Regions from separate parts of the Mus musculus genome. Here region 2 is linked to region 1. The links are chromatin loops, found by intact Hi-C in ENCODE. Cell type or tissue: left cerebral cortex. All regions are shown on one strand.

Evidence for each region. A loop is a pair of places that touch in the nucleus more often than their neighbours do. Peaks named below come from ENCODE experiments on the same cell type or tissue, not always from the same donor. Only the 100,000 strongest peaks of a DNase experiment are listed, where the experiment ranks them.
Region 2: it touches region 1 in a loop (4-fold over the local background); 1 of 42 quality-filtered maps calls a loop at or near these places.

The regions. Positions count from the first base shown.
Region 1 is chr17:15,350,569-15,355,568 of GRCm38, forward strand. It overlaps Gm10510 (predicted gene 10510), which reads right to left and starts at 3,893. Exons shown (of 3, transcript NR_033511.1): 1 at 3,802-3,893; 2 at 1,136-1,290; 3 at 245-720. In left cerebral cortex, no CTCF peak of the experiment used is centred here; DNase peaks (open chromatin) are centred at 2,221, 2,657 and 3,643.
Region 2 is chr17:15,299,466-15,304,465 of GRCm38, forward strand. No RefSeq gene overlaps it. Among named protein-coding and RNA genes, the nearest start is that of Gm35576, 17 kb to the left of the region's middle. In left cerebral cortex, no CTCF peak of the experiment used is centred here; a DNase peak (open chromatin) is centred at 2,842.

The DNA of each region.
Region 1 (5,000 bases):
TCCCTGTATGGTCAAGAACTGTTCTAAATGCAGGAAAGAGATAGAAAGTCACTCATTTATGGGAAAGATGCAGACATGCGCACTACAGCCTGGCTGGAGGAAAATTAACCCCACACTGCTAATGGGTAGAGGCTTCCTGAAGAAGCAGACATGGAGGATAAATCACAGTTCCTTAGGGCTACATCTTGAGAAATACAGTTTGTGGAACAAAACTGTTGGTATTATCTGGACCCACCCAGCCAGTGTGTAGAGGTCAGCCAAGGAAGCAGGCAAGCCAAGGTGAGCAACTCAGGAGAGCCGTGCAGGACTCAGGATCCGTCTGCTGAGGTCATATGGGCCACCAAGGACTCTTCTTCATTCACTGACTTAACCTCCTTCCGAGAACACCACAGACTAGCAAGGCCAGTGTTCTGGTAGGTTTTGAACTAGAGTTTGTGAAAACCCTGAGCCCCGGGGGACATCTTCTTGTGCTTCTCCCAAAGAAACCACTCAAAGGATGTGAATGTTCTAAAACAGACTCAAGAGAGAGCCTGAAGAAACATGGCACTCACAAAGAAGACTGAGATCTTGAGAGGAGACCCAGCTGTGGAGGGTGGAGGCCCAGAGCCCAAACTCATGCGACACACACACAGGTCAGAAGCAGGGAGTTATCCATAATTTCAGGATAGGAGATGAATTAGTACATCAGATCAGCCAGCAGCAGCAGTGGAGGACACTGGCCTGGGGCAAGAGTCATTAGCACTTTTACTATCTGGTTTGCCATCTCATTTCTCATTTTCATTCTCTTCTCTCTCCCCCCTCCCCCTTCCTCAAAGAGGTGTCAACACCTCTGCATCTCTGCGATGACACCTCTGCATCTCATTTTTCTATAATGAACCATTCGATGTAGGCTGACATCTCTCTTGGAGCTACCCATTCATACAGTAGAGATGAAAAGTGCTTTGTGCAGCTAAATGAGCAACTGGCCCGATAGGAGCATGGTCCTCTTAAATTCTACCACAAACAAAAATGTGCATTCTCATTTTATCTTAATGATCCTCCTTCTGTCAAGCAGATGGCATGTGCTGGACCTTAGTGCTGACAAACGTTTCTGTTTCTAACAGGACATTAAGGTCTGTGAGTTCTGGGCACTTACCTAGAAGAATAAGCCAGGAACAGACTCCTCAACACCATTGTCGGCAGGGAACCCTTTCGTCAGTACCAGAGGCTATTAAAGCTGTTGTCCATCTCCTGTTTGCTGTGGGCAGACTCTTGACTGCAGCTATCCTCAAGAGTACTTCTGTGAAATGACTAGGAGAAGACAATTTAGACAGAGAGCAGTCACTACTTAGCGCATCCCTTCCTGTTTCCCTGCCTTCACCTGTCCAACGATATTATTTGGTTAGAACTCTTTCTGTGCCACTCCACACTTTCGTTTGTGGGACTGAGACAATGGTGCACCATGAGCATTAGGTCATGGTGAGTAAGAGAAGAGACTAACAGAGAGCAGGCAGCTTGTGATTGGCTAAGCCTCCAGAGAGGAGGTACATTCTCCCTCCATGCTAAATAACAGCTAACCCACAACTGCTCAGACTCCATTGAGTAACATCTTAGCTGGTCCAGATAAGCTTCTCAGATAGTATACACCAGACACTAAGGCCAGGCAAAATGCAGGCCCCAGCTTAACGGGGACGAGGCCTCAGTGATAACCTGTGGTGGCAGGTAGGCAATCATTCTCTAGTATACCTGATGACACCTGAGACTTGACTGTCACATGAACATCTTGGGCTGTGGGGTCATAAGCATACTGGGAAGCTATAATTGTGACATATAGACATTTTCAAACCGCTGACTCTATTTACCAAAGCTCTGTGCTCAAGGACACAAGACGAGAAAGAAGAAACAGGCTCACTTCTTGACATTTTTAAAATCACTTTATTGTATGTGTATGAGTGTTTTGCTTGCCTATATGTATGCACTCCAAATGTATGCCTGATTCTCAAGGAGGTTACTAAGATGGGGTCAGATCCCCTGGAACTGGAGTTATAGGTTATTGTCAACCATATAGTTACTATAATTGAACCTAGAACCTCTGCTGTAATACCAAGTGCATTTAACTGCTGAGCCATCTCTCCAGCCCCCACCTTTCAGCCTTAATTTCTGTCTCATCTCTTTAGAGCAGATTCTCGCATAGCCCAAGTTGTCTTCAAACTCACTATGTAGTGGAAAGTGAAAAGTTACTGATCTTCCCTCCTCCGTCTCCAAAGTGGTGGGATTACAGATGTTCACGTTCATTCTGCTTCTTGTCCGTTTAGTCCTTCCTCTCCATTCCACTTCATATAAAAATCACACGCAGGATATGACCAGCACCTAGTCAGGAGCTCACTGGTGACGGTGAGTTTTCCTCGGGTTAGCCTCAAAGTGCAGCAGTGCTAGCTTCAGATAGCAGCTGTGGGTTTCTGGAGTGACTAAACTCCCTGGAAACTGAGGTTCTGTCTCCATACAGCCAGCTGTTCCTGTCGGCCCAGGGCACATGACACTTTGGGGCCTCCCCAGGGCTGTCATCAGCACAAAAGACATGGGGAAAAAATAAACCTTCATGCCAATAAATGAGCACATGAAAATAGAAGTTCTTTTTTTGGTTTACTGCTGCCACACATAGACCTATCTTGGGGATGAGCTGAGACACTCCGAGCACATGGCTCCACCCTCATCTGACGCCTGCAAAACTGAGAAGGTGGACGAACACAGGGAGAGTCTATGCTCTGTTTCCAGCCTGTGATAATGCTGCCTCTTGCAACACCACAGCCCTCTCACAAGAGCAAAGCAACGTAGCTACTGCAGGTCATTGATGCATGGCTCCTGCCTTCAAACAGCTCATAGCCCTCTCTGCCACAGACACGCCTACTCACTCGGGCACAGATGAAACCACTCAGAGTGGAAGTGAAGCAAAAAGGATACACATGCCTAGGATAGTGGTTTTCAACATGTGGGTCTCTATTCCTTTCACAGGGTTTGCATATCAGATATCCTGCATGTCAGGTATTTATAATATGATTCATAACAGTAGCAAAATTATAGTTATGAAGTAGCAGTGAAATAATTTTATGGGTGAGGGTCAACACAACATGAGAAACTGTGTTAAAGGGTCACAGAATCAGGAAGTTTGAGAACTGCTGGCCTAGGACGTAAACTTTCTTACAAATTTATTTCCATCTAAGAATGCTCTTTTCCTCCACACTTTCACAGCACGGAAGATCTCCTCCTTATCCTCCTACCTACTCTCCCCGACTCCCACCCCCCACCCCCGCCCGCTCCCGGGAAAACCTAAAATCCTGTCTGTGTCTGTCCTCCCCAGCTACTGGCTGTTGGCATCTTTATTTACCAATCAGAATCAAGTGGGCAGCAGGTTTCCAGGAGCTACATACAGATCCTCTTGTGCAAACAGATTTTTTTGGGGGAGGGGGGGAACGGGGTGGGGAGGGGACACAAGTTAGCAGTAGAATACAAGTAGCTACAGGTCTCAGAGCCAGGAAGGGTGAGTGTCACTGCTCTAGAATATAGGCTGAGAGGAGAAGCATTGAGTGGGCTGAGAAGGGGATGCAGAGGTGGAGCTCTGATTCCTGGAGCCTGAGAAAGTAGAAGAGAGTCAGAATGCAACAGATTGCTCACCATATGATCTGAGTTGGCCCCCACTCACTCATGATGACTGTAGTTTAGGCCTAGTTGTGTGAGATAAGCATTAACTTTCCTTTTTGCTTTTCAAAGAAGTCAAAGATTGGAGGCCTAAGATGAAGAGGCCAGAGACCCAATGCGGCTTACCAGCCTCCTTACCAGGAGAATCACTTCTCTCAAAAAAGTCAACGCCAACCAGATGTCACTAGCTTTCATTTTTTCCCTTCCCATGTCCCCTCAACAGCTGGCAAGAATATCACCTTAAATCATTCACTACAGGGGCGTACTCTTTTTATTTGTCTCCAGATAAAGGGATTTAAATATTTGTTCGTCAGTTATGGGTGGAGAAAGCTACGAGATGGACTTTTCTAGACTGATGGCATATGGTTGCTTCTCCATTGCCCAGGGCCATCTTCAGCCATGGCTGCAGCTCCTGTGGTTCTAGGACAGTTCCCTGGACTAAGCAGGCTCAGCAGACCATGGCACCTGTCTACAGAGCTGATGGAACCAATCTGCTACATGTGGGGAGTTTCCTGTACTTTTTGCAGTACCTATCACACGTGGCATCCAGTCTAGAACATTCTTTCATACAGTCTGGCCTGTAGAAAGTCACAGGAACACCATCAGCTAGCACGGGTCTATCTGGAGAACATTGCTATACCTTCGTCCACTTGCCTGGGTATTTAAACATGGAGGTCTCAGAAGTCAGTGCCTGAGGGAAAGCCTAGGACAGAGGAACTTGTGAGGCCTCGGTTGATGATGGTTATGAAGCATCTGTAGATGATAAGGCCTCTCAAACTTGAGTCCATTCAGGCCTTATCATATGACCCTCAGCAGAGAAGAGTTTTTGCTGTAGTCATGAGTAGAGGGGAGATCAGGTTGGACTAGACTGGGCTCTAAATACAGACTGAGGTAATTAAGCAGAAGAAAGACAGAGAGATGGGATGTGTCTACACACTGAGGAGAACAAAAGACTTGCGTATCTGCAGAGGCCCAAGGAGAACAGAACAGACACTCTCACGGAAATCATATCCTGCCTATCAGACCTCAGACATCTGTTCTCTTCCATTGTGAAAGAGAGCATTGTGACACTAGCCTACCAAAACTGTGGTATTAATTATAGAGATGATTTAGGAAATGGCAAAGACAGAGTGGCAAGTATGAGAGTGAAGCATTCTGGGTAAAATGACTATTCGTTCCCCACACAGCCTGGCTTCCCTTTGATGGAGGTTAGCCTACAATGGAATAGAACCCCTAAATTAATTGATGTCATAAGGGGCCTAAGGAATCTATCACAGAAGACCAATTATATAAGATGAATCTCAGCCATGACCTCAGCACCACAG
Region 2 (5,000 bases), 51 kb before region 1:
GCATCTCCATTCAGACCCAAACTCTGACTAGGACCTTACACATATATAACGGTGGTCTAGCTTAGCCCTGGACTTCAAGAGCACAGATTCTCGGGAGAGCTTTGGGTCTTAGACACCTGGAGGGCCCCATAGTGAAGACAGGAAGGAACCCCACAAATCACCCCCAGACTCAGAACCCCGGAGCCTCAGGAATAAGCTCAAAGCTACTCATTGGAGTTTCACAGGATTGTATTCCGGTCAAAGCCTGGCTCGCTCCCTACGTGCCTACTGACAAAAACGTATGCACAGCGACACACTCACTGCATGCATATGCACAGATGCATGTATGCATATATGATTATGCACACCCACAGTGGTCACATGCATGCTCCTTCACGTGTTTACGTGTACAAACTACACCCTTCCTGCCGAGCACCCTGGCTGGGCTCCAGGTGCTCCCCGTGAGGACTAACTAGGGGCTGGGAAATCCGTCCACATCCTGTGTTTATGCCTCAGTGCTTAGTAATCCCACTTGCTGTAAACTCTAAGTCGGTTCCTGATGTGTCACCAGATAGGAGGATAAGCCTCCCAAGCTCGTGGTCAGCCACCAGATGAAAGGTGGCAGAGCAGAAATACTGTCAGAGCACCAAACCGATGGCCCTGGAGAGCTCCTACCAAACCCAGGCACGTGGCCATTTCCCTCCCAGGGCTGTCAACACAGGAGCTCCTACCAAGGACACAGTGTCAGCCCATCAAGGTCTTAGGAAGGGAGCACATCTCACTGAGATGTTTCAGCCAGTCCTAGAGTGGCGCAGAGTGTGGCTCCCACCTGCACAGTATGACACTAGAAAGGAAACGTGAAATGAAAGGCTGGGTGTGTGAGAATCCTTTAGAAGCCATAAAGTCATGACCCTGCCTGTCTTAATAGGTGTAATCTGCTGACTTAACAGGTAGGAAGTGTAACAGACTTCTCTCAGGCTAGAGCACAGATTCAGCAGCAATGGTCACCAGGTTTATTCTAACAACCACATAGGGGCATCTACTTCTCCAGTAATGCAGAAGAAACTAAACTGGGAGGTCAAGAATGTTAAGACAAAGGTCAGAGCAATAGATAAGGGTGGCCCCCGCTTACTTAGTCCTAGGCTTCAAGAGCACAGCCTCTAGGCTTTGGGTCTTAGAGACCTGGAAGGCCCCACGGTGAGGGCAGGAGTGTCCTCCAGAAATCCTCCAGACCCAGAGCGCTGGAGCCTTGACATGAGCTCAGGGCTACTCATTGGAGTCACACAGGACTGTATTCAGAACAGAGCCTAACTGACTGTGGAAGGACTTTGGAACTTTGGGCTTGAAGATCCATTCGTTGTTAAGAGCTCTGTCAGATGTTGTGTAGGAGCTTGGAAGATAATGTTGAGAACAGTGCAGAAGATGGAGGTCTGGTTTGTGAAATTTCAGAGGGAAAATTAAAGACTATTTTCAGGGCCATTGCTGTTTTGATTGTGAAGATTCTGTCGTTCTGGTTAGCTGGGGCTGAAGAATCAGCCGTGATTAACAAGATACCAGAACTACTAAAGCAAAACCTTTGTATTACTGGGACTATTGATGCTGGTTAGCTGGAGCTAAGAAATTAGCGGTGATTAAGAAGAGACCAACATCATTGAGGTGACATCTTCTGGGAAGTGTTTTCTGAAAGCACAAAAAGGCTGTGTTCCAGAGATAGCCAAGGTTGTACTCCTGCTGCAGCGGGACTTGGTAATATGTAAGGGTCACCCAGGTGGTACTGGTTTTGAAGGCATGAAGGGGTCACAAAGAGCAGCTGAGGCTCGGCACTGTGAGAGGCCATGGAAGGCCATCAGTGAAGGTGCAGCCACAGTTGCAATAGAAGGCCCAGGACTGAAGGGGTCATGCAGTGTTTTGGAGATGCCAGTACCATGAGATGACCACCAAGAGCAGCAGCAGCAGTGGAGTACAGGCATCTGGAGCCTAGAGGACGATGCGTGTGCTACAAAGGGCATGGCTGGAGAAGTGACCCAAGCCCTTGGAGGAGCCCAGAAGACTGTGAGTTGGATCCCAGACATTGGAAGGCTGGACACTGATTTTTGCTTTTGATTGTGACTGTACCCTGATATTTTCCCTCTTGAAGGAAGAAACTATTTTAGTGGAGCCCACAGTTAAGAGACTTTTAATTGTAAAAAAGACTTTGGATTTTAAAAGAGATGGATATTTTAAAGAGATTGAAATTTTAAGAATATGTAAAGACTGTGGGATGTGGTCCACAACTTAACAGGCTCTGGATAATATGCGGCAAAGTGGTACCATATCTAATCCTTTCTGCCACCATTTCTGTGACTCCGGGACTCCCTGTGTACCTGTATCAAAGCTGGATTTTATGTATCTTACTATTCTCTACCAGCCTACTTCACAGTTTGTTCCTGACATAGTTTGATTCCTTGTGGCTCCAACTGCCCTTCTTTGTCTTGGCCCTGAGGCTGGGGCTAAGACAGTACATACTGAGAGTCAGGTGGTCAGGGAAGATGGTGCCTCAGAAACTGGTCACAAGTTGGAACCCACCCTCACTACTCCAGCAGGCAGGAGAAGGGCTCCCAGCCTCAGACTTTTGCTTCTCACTGAGAGAGGAGAACCTTGGCAAGCTTCAGTCTGCTCTAGAGCCCTTAGGACAGTCTTAGGAGGCAAACTGCCCAGAGCTTCATCCTAGTCTCCTCCAGTCAATGAGAAAATTTTCTAACACAGTGACTGACCACAGGCATCTCCAGGGAACAAACTGAAGTACTTAACTGTACCCCTGGGTTTCACACACGTTGTTTCCAACTCAGGCAAACACCCAAGCCTCCAAGTTTACTCCCACAGTCTTTCCTATTCCAAGAAAAAGACTAATCTCTAAGCAACATTTCCAAAAAGGCTGTGTGAACCAGAGAGCCAGGAAAATATGGGCATTTCTAGGATGTGTGTTCCTCCCATCTTACACAGTTAAGGCCCAGTGGGAGGCCTATACTACCTGACTCTGATCTGCCTTACCCCCAGACAGGACCCATGAAAGCCCCTCTCCTGCTTCCGAGTTGTGTGTGTCATCTGTAAAACTCCTCAGTCAGCAGGAAGAGAAAGAGAGTTTGTAAGGAAAGCACCTTCGAATGAACACAATTGTGTGAAGATGGAAAACCAAATCCTTCATTACAGAGATTGCAAACCTGAGCTAGGATGGGCAGTTGAAACTTTGGAGGAAACTGGAAGAAAGCAGTCACCAAGGATAAAATGTGGGGAAATCTGAGGTACCACTCAGAGACGTTTGCCCTTTATTCTCAATGTGTCTTAAATTTTAAACTTTTTTTGGCAGTTCGGGGTCACAACAAGATCAAGCTATCCTCAGAAGGGTGTGTGAGAATGAGCGAACATCACAGAATGGCACTGACAGCAAATTACAGGCCGACTGGAAGAATATTTGATTGACGTGTGCGAACAGACAACTGGTTTGAACCCCAACACCACGTAAACTGGAGGAGGGGGCACATACCTGTAACCCCAGCACTCCAGAAGGAGAGAGAAGAAGGGGGATATGAGTTCAAGGTCATGCTTGGATATATAGCCAGTTTAAGGCTAGCTTGGCATATATGAAACCATGTCTCAGGAAAATAAAACCATGAGTTGCTATCATGTGTGAAAGGGTTGGAAATATGTACATAGATGGGGGAACATCAGGTATAAGTCATTCTCTTGTTGCCTTGTTAACAGTGTTTCACAGCAAGGCCCTAAATGACCCTGGTTCATCTTCTGATACCCCTCTTAGACATTACTGCTTTTGTAAGGAAATGGTGTTTTAATAAAAGGTCAAGTGCTTGAAAATTTGTTCTTGCTTCTTCTAGAAATAACACAGGATAGACAGTCGTTTGTCTGCCTCGGCTATTCCCAGGCCAGCCTCTCACAGTGTCTGTGAGTGGTTCCCAGGGAGACAAGGCTGATCCACCCTTCACCAGTGGCTCTACCCTGGAGTCCCACTATGTGAACAGGGTTGTCTTCACCAATGGGTCTCGAGCGCGCCCCCAACTCGCCAGCAAGAACGACGCCACAGCAGGATCCTTCTGCACACGTTTATTCAGTCCTGTTTCTTCTTTCTCTATATCTCTCCCTTGTTTATATCTCCCTTGTTTTTATATCTCCCTTGTTTATATATCTCCCTTGTTTATATATCGCCTTGTTTTTATATCTCCCTTGTTTTTATATCTCCCTTGTTTTTATATCTCTCTCGAACCCTGGGCCTCTCACTCCTTTTATACTCTCTCTCATCCACGAACCGCAGGCCACGCCACCTCACCAGGCACGCAGCTTCAGCTAATCAGGGCAGCAGGGGCAAATCTCCACCAAATTGGATTCACCTGTATCCTGGTACACCTGCGCAGCACTCAAGATGTTTGTGTCTTATATGAGGAAGTCAGGTGCAAGTCATATGACTTAGCTGCAGTCCCTGGCGCCTTTGGGACTGCCGCCACACCCGCTCCCCACAATTCCCCCTTTTTTCTTTTTTGGCAGAGAGAATGTCTGTAGAAAGCCCCCCGCAGCCATGCCCCTTACCCGTCCTTGGGTGACAAACAGCATTGGTTTGATCCCTGTCTTAGGTTGGTGACATGCCCAGGGAGTCTTATCACTGACTACCTCTCTATTATGCCAAGCCACACCTGGGGAGATTGTGTTTTGCTTGTGGCAGGTGCATCAAAAGGCCAGGATATTAATTAACCTATGGCCAGATCTTAATTGCTGCAAGCAAGCCTCATGGGTGAAGGTAGAGGTCTGATCCCCAGTGTGCAAGCATAGGGGCCCTACACAAAACCATCCCTTAGGCTCATCACCCAGAGAGGTCTTGGCCAGCTCCCGTGTCGTTTTTCCTGGGGGAAGGGAACTAGGACACTGAACCTTCATGCAATCAGACATGCCTTCCACAGGATGCCAACAGCAAGCTATCCTCTGTGCAGTGCTTAGCCTCGCACCCCACGGCATAACGCAGCATAATTTCTTTT